Regions from separate parts of the Homo sapiens genome. Here region 1 is linked to region 2. Evidence: read pairs that join two places in POLR2A ChIA-PET (ENCODE). Cell type or tissue: GM12878. All regions are shown on one strand.

Evidence for each region. ChIA-PET counts read pairs that join two places held together with the same protein. Peaks named below come from ENCODE experiments on the same cell type or tissue, not always from the same donor. Only the 100,000 strongest peaks of a DNase experiment are listed, where the experiment ranks them.
Region 1: POLR2A ChIA-PET joins it to region 2 with 7 read pairs; 1 of 35 experiments calls an interaction of 5 or more read pairs at or near these places.

The regions. Positions count from the first base shown.
Region 1 is chr6:1,794,754-1,799,753 of GRCh38, reverse strand. All of the region lies in intron 7 of GMDS (GDP-mannose 4,6-dehydratase), which reads left to right. Among named protein-coding and RNA genes, the nearest start is that of FOXC1, 190 kb to the right of the region's middle. RefSeq lists an enhancer at 2,370-2,549. In GM12878, no CTCF peak of the experiment used is centred here; DNase peaks (open chromatin) are centred at 2,344 and 2,620; H3K27ac peaks cover 876 bases.
Region 2 is chr6:2,887,076-2,892,075 of GRCh38, reverse strand. SERPINB9 (serpin family B member 9) reads left to right here. Exons shown (of 7, transcript NM_004155.6): 6 at 88-243; 7 at 1,506-4,806. The coding sequence ends at 1,913. The region is part of intron 2 of SERPINB9-AS1 (SERPINB9 antisense RNA 1); the gene reads right to left. Among named protein-coding and RNA genes, the nearest start is that of SERPINB9-AS1, 5.6 kb to the right of the region's middle. RefSeq lists a silencer at 4,344-4,544. In GM12878, no CTCF peak of the experiment used is centred here; a DNase peak (open chromatin) is centred at 95; H3K4me3 peaks cover 444 bases.

The DNA.
Region 1 (5,000 bases), 1.1 Mb after region 2:
AGTGGCAACATACAGCATTAAATGGGTAGCATATGCATATATCAAGAGTCATCTTCTCTGGAGTCTCCCTCCAGTTTTAATTCTCCCTCCCTCCCCAGCCCCTCAGCCAATTTCTCTTGATTTCCTTGCTTTGCCTTCCTTCTTTCCTGACTTCTGTTATTCTAGAATGTGACTAGAAAGTAGGGAAGGAAAAGCACAGCCCTATTTTCTCGTCTTCTTTCACCTATTTCGATAATAATGAAGACCTTCAGACTTAAAAGTATATCTTGATCACAGTTTTCCCATTTAAAAATTATTCCCATCAGAGGTATCACAACTTGAAAAAGAAAACTAGACCAAAGGCAGGTGGCTGGGAGTCAAAAGGCACCGTGTTGCCAAGGCTTGAGCTTTCTTAGATATATGCCATCCACTCCAGCATATCATCGTTAGAGATTAAATCCATAATAAATTGGATGTTTTAAAGAGACTGTTTTTTATTATCTGAACATTGAGGGGAAAAGAAGGAGGGAGCGGGGGACTCTTTGCCAGCGGGAAGCACAGAACTAGCTGCCTCCCCTCACCACCCGCACCCTCCACCCTCGTCACGGCCAGTTCTCCACTCTTACTCCACCTCCAGCCCAGATCCCTGGCTCCAGTCCCTTCCCTCGCTAATCTTTGACCTACACGATATCCTAGGGATCGGTAGGAGTAAAGGTTTGAAAGTTCCTATTTGAAAACAAGTCTTAGTGATCAAAATGCCTCTTTGCTGGCTGGTGAAGTATGGACCAGGCCCAGAACACCCTATGTTTGACAGAAGTAAGTTGGGGGATTTTTAAGTTATTTGTGTTCCAGTACTTTCCATAAGGAAGAAGTATGTTTTGAAGCAAGCAAGATACAGGTTTGTGTTGCCACCAGTGTGTCATAGCCTGCAGTTCACACACCCGGTGTAGGTGTCAACAAAGCTGTCTCGTATTCTCCAACAGTATGCGATGCCAAAACCAGAAAATGGGATCTGATTGCAAGGGAGGCACTGGCAAAACAGAACTTTACAGTGCTCGGTTCTGTTTGACATTTAGGGGACATTCGCTTGGAGGACTCCCAAACAAGTAATACGCCAAGAGAAGGGATGGCTTCTGCCTTCTCTTGGAGATTCAGCGGGTGGCTGGCTTTAGGCAGAATTACAGAGCCTTCTGATCCAAAGGAGCCTCACGCTTCTACCTCCACATGGGCCTCACTCACATTCCAGCTACGAGAAAGCCTGGATGCTCTTCCAGACCCACCCACACAAAAGGTTTGCACAAGACTCAGTGGTTCTACAGGTTCTGCTCTTATCTGAGAACTAAGTACAGAAACAGTTTCTTAATATTTCTTTAAAAATCTGGTTTCTTTTAAAATTATCCACTACAGTGACTTATATGAAAATCATACCACAGTGTGGAGTTGCATCTTGCAATGATAGCTTTTAAATTCTTAAAACTTTTAAGACAGGAGTGTGTGTGTGTGTGTGTGTGTGTGTGTGTGTGTGTGTGTGTGTGTGCTCTGTAATTAGAAGTAAATTTATACATCAAAATTTAAGCAAGGTTGTTCTTCAGAGTGCAGTCACAGTTAATGAAATTTCTAGAACTTTGGAATGAGTGCTTTTCTGAAGCTGGTACAAACTGAGATCGAAACCAAAACTGGAAAAATGTGAAAACTTTGTGTCCTTTGACTCCTTTGTTCAAGAATTGCAGGAAGATGTTTTCCAGGAGTACTTTTGAATATATAAAACCAGGAAATAACTATGTGACATTCCTAGCATTAGAACTGAAAAATGAGTCAGAGACAAAACTGAAACAAACAGAGACATCAAAGTGTCTGTTATCAAAGTGCAGATGCCTTGACTTGTTAGCAAACCTGTCCTGGTATATGCCAAGGCATGGGATCTGGTAATTATAGAGGACACTCCAAGCTGTGCCCATTGGGGTCCACAAATGCACACCTTCCCTTGTATTTATGTGAATGGTGTCCCTTGGAACATAATTTCTGAGCTTCCTGGGTTCAGATACCGGCTCTGCCACACATCCTAGCTGTGAAATGCTGGCCAAGTCTATTAAGTTCTTTCTGCCTCAGTTTCTCTCTATGTAAAATGAAGATAATATTCATACTTACCTCATAGGATTCCAGTGGGAAATTAAACACATTAATGTGTGTAGCTTTGGACTGTGACTATTTTAAAATGTTAGTAACTCTGATGATGATGATAGTACTGACATATACTTGCCACTGTGCTTTTCATTGTACAAATCAAAACATCACAAAACACTTACTTGAGAGGAGCTTTCAGTTTCATAGAAAGTCAGCATAGGTGGACACAAGTCTATTAAAATATTTATGACCTAAGCTCAAGAAGGAAGTGAGAGAGTTCTTTTTACCTTTTTAACATGTGGAGTTTACCAGATACACCTGTGCTTATAGCAGGCCAGCTATAACATTTAAATGACAATTTTTCCACTGACTGGGGGGTGGGGACGCTTTCATGACAAAACTGTTTCACCTCAGATCATCAAGCATTAGAGTTTCATAAGGAGTGTGCCACCTGGATCCCTCGCACGTGCAGTTCACAGTAGGGTTCACGCTCCTGTGAGAATCTGATGCCTTGGCTAATCTGTCAGGAGGCAGAGCTCAGGCAGTAATGCTCGCTTGCAGGCTGCTCACCTCCTGCTTTGCGGCCCAGTTCCTAACAGGCCATATACTGGTACTGGTCCCTGGCCTGGGGTTTAGGGATCCCTGCTTGAGCACACAGCAGTCATGATCTAAGGATCATTTGTTGGGCATATAGTAACACCATTCTTCCTACATTTTTGAGCCATTTGAATAAACATTCCTCACTGAATCAGATCACTTTTTTACTGACTTACTGTAAGGGAATGGGTAAAGCATCTGATGAGCGTATCAAACATCACTACAGTTTGAAGGAGCTACATCTTTCCTAAGTGCAGAGGAAGGAAGAAGCTTGTTCTCTGCTTCCTCAAGTTTTTCGCTACTAAAACAAAGTGAGCATTTGAATGGAAAACACAGCAAATTAATATTTTATGATTGTTATTTTTAACTGAAGCGAGAGGGTCAGTGAATTATTATGTTGCTAATGGAGCAAGTGTATGTAGAAGTTCAATATTAGAAGATTGAAATAAATTTTGAGGGTTGTGATTTGAAGTCATATTATCCCAAGGAAATTTTCCAAAACAGCATCAAATCTGAGCTCCCAAACATGACTTGATCATTATGAGCATTTGGGGAGCTTTATAAAATTAGAGTTTCCTGGGCCCCTCTCCAGTATACCTAATTGCAGTCTGCAGGCGTGAGGCCTGAGAATTTGTATTTTTTAAAAGTGCCACAAGGGTCTGAAAATACACTAAGAGTAGTCTATAACCTGGACCAGCTTCACTTTTTATCCTATTTTTTGAAGATCTATCATACTGAAAAATGACAAGTTTCATACTTTTTCTTACATAGATTTTTTTTCCTACATGTCTTCCTGCCTAAGATTTAATGACTACAGATCCCAGATCTCGGTAAGCCTACAAGGAGGAACTATGAGGCTGGGTGGACTTCCAGAGCCAGCATTCCAGGATCTCTTCCCCAGAGCCCTGTCCACAGTTCACAGCTGCAGAGCCCTCCAGGTCCTGTGGGGTTGTTGAATAGAGAAGCATACACAACCCTGTGCTTACATGGGGAGAAGAACTCTTTCCGCTGAAGCCACACCTCTGGTTACCACTTTCTCTTCCGATACAGGCATCCTGCTAATTTGGTGGAGTTTGTAGAGAGAAGAGAACTGGCCAGTCCCCGCCTTCCCCCCATCTCTGGCCTCACTGTTTATTGGGTCACTGTGACTATGCAGATTATATATTTCGGATAAATTATTAGCATTCATCTGAGTGCTTATTTAGGGTCCTGTTGCAAATGTTTCTTGAATATTTTAAAATTAAGGAGATGTTTAAATTGAGTACACTGAAATGTGGATGACTGTTAATGTGAATGAACTGCTTTCAGAATAAGAACATTTATTTACAAGTTCTTTAAATTGCAAAGCTTATTATACCATTGAAGCATTTCATGTGAACTTTCTGTTTTGAACTAATCTTTAAATTTTATTTGCATTCAAAGCATATTTCCTCCTGATTTGCCCATTTCTCATTGTTTGATTATCATTTTAAAATCTGTAATGTTTCATTCACCTTTTAATTTTTCCCCAATAAGGAAATACAGTTTATGAGGCACGCATAGATACTCTTCCTAATAAATGATTTAAGAGAAATATATGCATATATGCATCATATATCTGTATGTATATATACAGATATATGGGAAAAGGGATGAATATTCAGAAGGAAGATCAGTAGACTCCACACAGTCATTTTAGCCATTAGACTAGTGTTGTATGCATTAGTGTAATTTTGATGCCTTGTGGGTTTTAGATATAACTGGGAATTCCTTAAAAAACAAAAAATCTGTACCTCAGAGTCTTTGGTAGCATGTAGAAGTCTATGTATGAAAATACATTCATTTTTGATGATGATGATGATTGTTATTATTTTTGAGACGGAGTCTGACTGTGTCACCTTGGCAAGAGTGCAGTAGTGCTGTCTCAGCTCACTGTAACCTCTGCCTCCCGGACTCAAGTGATCCTCCCACCTCAGCCTCCAGAGTAGCTGGGACTACAGGCATGCGCCACCATGCCTGGCTAATTTTTGTGTTTTTGTTTTTGTTTTGTAGAGATGGGGCTTCGCTATGTTTCCCAGGCTGGTCTCAAACTCCTGGGCTCAAGTAATCACCCACCCCACCTCAGCCTCCCAAAGTGCTGGGATTACAGGGGTGAGCCACCGCACCTTGACCCCAGCCTCATTTTAGATTACTTAGGATATCATCGTCCAGGTGCAGTGGCTCACCCCTGTAAATTAACTTTTAAATACATTTAATCTAGAATGGACCATCTGTCTCCTTTTCAGAGGTTCCATATGATTTTTATATATTTGGGATAAGAA
Region 2 (5,000 bases):
TCCATCACAGGTGCTGAAAACACTCTTGGAGGCAACTGCAGCTCTTTTGAAAGTTTTAATTGCGTCTTTCAATAATCCTTCCCCCAGGAGGAGCAAAGGCCAGTGCAGATGATGTATCAGGAGGCCACGTTTAAGCTCGCCCACGTGGGCGAGGTGCGCGCGCAGCTGCTGGAGCTGCCCTACGCCAGGAAGGAGCTGAGCCTGCTGGTGCTGCTGCCTGACGACGGCGTGGAGCTCAGCACGGTAAGACCCGGGCTGCGGGAAGAACCCAGGGACACCTTTGCGGGCAGAACTCGAGTGCCACTTCCACCTCTCATATTCACCTTCTGAGTTGGCGATGCGGCAGACGCACACTGTGCAGGCACTTGGCGTTGGGATCGAACTTTTGTTCAAGGCTGACTTTTCCCAATATTGTCTGCGTGATCTGCCAAACTACACATCTCAGTCCTCTGTTTTTTCATCGCTAGAAGGAGTGGGCGGCGGTTAAAATGCCTTTTAAAATAAATCAGGTAGGAGGAAGCTTATAAAAATCCTGCTAGTTTGATGAATGGCAGACTTTTAACTCTAAAAGCATAAATGACTGCTCGGGGTTATTGCCTCCTAGAGTTATGATGAGGATAAAATGTGGGTAATTCAGGTAACAAGCTTACCACATTGCCTGGCAACTAGTAAATGCTCTACAAATGTGATCCATTATTACAATCATCATTCTTAGCATTATGCTTTTAAAGTCTAGGAACCTGAAATAGAGAATGAGGAAGTCTTAACTTTGACCTAACAAGGCTGGGAGGGGGCATCCAGGGAGGTGTGAAGTCCAGTTCTCAGAGGGTGGGACCAGAGGCAGCCTCTGAGGGCACATCCAGGCACTCGGCTTCCTTTCAGCATGGATCTCCAGGGTGAGAGAGTCAACCATGGCAAATGGCAGGCAGTGGGACCCCATGACTTAAGAGGTCTGTGTGCGCAGCAGCCATTGGCTCTCCCTCTGCCCACCTTCCTGAAACTATGCTCCGGAAACTATGCAGAATCTCTCTGGGGCAGATAATCCTCTGGTAACCTCTCTGCTCCGGAAACTATGCAGAATCTCACCTGGGACAGATAATCCTGTTGGAGTGGCTCACACTGAGAGCCCTTTCGTTTCCAATCCTTTTCTTTACTAGCAATGGTTTGTTGTCTTTAAAAAGACTATGTTTGAAAAAAAAACACAGTCGCCTGGGCATTGACACTTGTCACAATACAAGATGTCTCTGGAGTTGTTGGATAAGGAGAGGACAGCCACAGCCTTCCTGCCTCTGACTGCTTGGTGTCTCTCCCCCTTGTCAAGGAAGTGGCACATGGGACATAGGACAAGTAAGAGTGCTCACAAGCTTCTGGCAGATGAAGGGGCCACTGATCCTATGTGAACAAACAACACCTACGTGCAAGGGGAGGAAGGGAACTGTGAGTGCCTGTGCGCTTGTACATGTGCACTGAAGTCGGAATCTTAAAGTCTAATTCTGGTCTTTCAGGTGGAAAAAAGTCTCACTTTTGAGAAACTCACAGCCTGGACCAAGCCAGACTGTATGAAGAGTACTGAGGTTGAAGTTCTCCTTCCAAAATTTAAACTACAAGAGGATTATGACATGGAATCTGTGCTTCGGCATTTGGGAATTGTTGATGCCTTCCAACAGGGCAAGGCTGACTTGTCGGCAATGTCAGCGGAGAGAGACCTGTGTCTGTCCAAGTTCGTGCACAAGAGTTTTGTGGAGGTGAATGAAGAAGGCACCGAGGCAGCGGCAGCGTCGAGCTGCTTTGTAGTTGCAGAGTGCTGCATGGAATCTGGCCCCAGGTTCTGTGCTGACCACCCTTTCCTTTTCTTCATCAGGCACAACAGAGCCAACAGCATTCTGTTCTGTGGCAGGTTCTCATCGCCATAAAGGGTGCACTTACCGTGCACTCGGCCATTTCCCTCTTCCTGTGTCCCCAGATCCCCACTACAGCTCCAAGAGGATGGGCCTAGAAAGCCAAGTGCAAAGATGAGGGCAGATTCTTTACCTGTCTGCCCTCATGATTTGCCAGCATGAATTCATGATGCTCCACACTCGCTTATGCTACTTAATCAGAATCTTGAGAAAATAGACCATAATGATTCCCTGTTGTATTAAAATTGCAGTCCAAATCCCATAGGATGGCAAGCAAAGTTCTTCTAGAATTCCACATGCAATTCACTCTGGCGACCCTGTGCTTTCCTGACACTGCGAATACATTCCTTAACCCGCTGCCTCAGTGGTAATAAATGGTGCTAGATATTGCTACTATTTTATAGATTTCCTGGTGCTTAGCCTTATAAAAAAGGTTGTAAAATGTACATTTATATTTTATCTTTTTTTTTTTTTTTTTTCTGAGACGCAGTCTGGCTCTCTGTCGCCCAGGCTGGAGTGCAGTGGCTCGATCTCGGCTCACTGCAAGCTCCGCCTCCCGGGTTCACGCCATTCTCCTGCCTCAGCCTCCCGAGTAGCTGGGACTACAGGCGCCCGCCACCACGCCCGGCTAATTTTTTGTATTTTTAGTAGAGACGGGGTTTCACCGTGTTAGCCAGGATGGTGTCGATCTCCTGACCTCGTGATCCACCCGCCTCGGCCTCCCAAAGTGCTGGGATTACAGGCTTGAGCCACCGCGCCCGGCTATATTTTATCTTTTATCTTTTTCTTTGACATTTACCAATCACCAAGCATGCACCAAACACTGCTTTAGGCACTGGGGACACAAAGGGGACAGAGCCATCCTCCTTTGACACCTGGTCTTCAGTTCTGTGCCCAACGTATATAGTTTTGACAATGACCAGGTTGGACTGTTTAATGTCTTTCAACTTACCACGTAATCCTCTTGTAGGGATCACATCTTTCTTTATGATATTGTATTTCTCTACCTCTAACAGTAAAAATTCCATTCAACCCTTAAAGCTCACTTCAAATTCTTCTTTGAGAAGTTTTTCCTTTCTCCGCAACCAGATGTACATATTTGAACTCTCTTTGTACTTGGAGGGCACTTCTTTCGTGGTAGTTCTTTTATTTTTATTAATCTCTGTATCCTTAGATAGTCCTCCAACAACCAAAGGTTGGGACTCTGTCTTACATATCTGGGTGCCCCTCATAGTGCAGTAATAAGTAAGTTGATTATATACGAGCTATGTAACTTATATTTTTTAATGGTTGGATATCACTGAGTTTTTTTTTTTAAGAATTTTTTTATTGAGGTAAACTTCACATAACATAAAATTAACTATTTTAAAGTGAGAAGTTCAGTGCCACTTAGTATTGTTAACAATGTTGCATAACCACCACCTTTATTTAAAGTTCCAAAAAAAATGTTCTCCTCTAAAAGGAAACCCCATCCCATTAAGCAGATACTCTCCATTCCTTCCTTCCTCCAGCCCCCAGCAACCACCAATCTGCTTTCTGTCTCTATGGATTTATCTATTCTTGCTATTTTATATAAATTGAATTGTATGAGACCTTTTGTGTCTGGCTTCTTTCACTTAGTACAAGTTTTTGAGATTTATTTACATAGTAGCATGTATCAACACTTCATTTTTATGGCCAAATAAAATTGTATTATGTGTTTATAGCACAATTTATTTATCCACTCATTCATTGATGGACTTTGGGTTGTTTCTGACTTTTGGCTATTGGGAATAGTGCTGCTATGAATGTTTGTGTACCTGTATTTGTTTGAATGCCTATTTTGCATTCTCTTGGGTATATATCTAGGAGTGGAACTGCTGGGTCATATGTTAATTCTATGTTTAGCTTTTTGAGGAACAGACAAACTGTTTTCCACAGCAGTTGAACCATTCCACATTCCCACCAGCAATGTATGAGAATTCCAATTTCTGTCCACTTCCTCACCAACACTTATTATTTTCCTTTTCCTTTTTTTAAAAAAAATAAGTTATGGCCATCTTAGTGGGTGTGAAGTGGTATCTCATTGTGTTTTTTATTTGCATTTCCTATGTAATGAGCTAGAAACTAAAGTACAAACTAGATGGGACATCCAGTCCCTTTGATAGATAATGCTGAGTAAAAAATGAGATGAAAGACATTTGTTTGTTTTTAGAACACGAGTGACAGTTTGTTAAAAAGCTTTAGAGGAGGAATGAAAACAAAGTGAAGTACACTTAGAAAAGGGCCAAGTGGACATCTTGGATGTCAAGTGCCTAGTTCAGTATCTTTTTTTTTTTTTTTTTTTTTTTTGAGACAGTGCCTCACTCTGTCACCCAGGCTGGAGTGTAGTGGCATGATCTGGGCTCACTGCAACCTCCTCCTCCTGGATTCAAGCAATTCTCTTGCTTCAGCCTCCCAAGTAGCTGAGACTACAAGCACCCACCATCACACCCAGCTAATTTTGTATTTTTCAGTAGAGACGGGGTTTCGCCACATTGGCCGTGTTGGTCTTGAACTCCTGGCCTCAAGCGATCCGCCTACCTCAGCCTCCCAAAGTGCTAGGATTACAGGCATAAGCCACTGAGCCCAGCCCTAGTTCAGTATCTTTTATGTAAATTACAAACATCTGCAACATTATGTATCATATGCAGATACTTATTGCATTTCTTTTATTAGTGGTGAAAGTGTTCTATGCATTTATTGGCTCTTGAATTTCCTCATCTATGAATTGTCATTCATACACCTACTTTTCTGCTTCGTTTTTACATATGTCTTTGCCTATTAAAGATATTATCCCTCTGTTTTATATTTTCTCTCATTCTTGTATTGCCTTTTAAATTTTGTTATGATGTTTCATTAATAAACAGTGTTTTGTTTTCCTCTATAATCAAATCTAGATTTTCCCTTTGTGATTTCCGACACCACTTCCATTCTTAGAAGTACTTTTCCATTCATAAAGTAGTAAAATAAAATAGTTTTTTCTCTAAACTTTTATTTTTGTAATGATTTAACTAATTCACATGGAATTTGATTTTGTATTATTGACATTCAGGAGAAAGCATAATTTTATTTATTAGCCAA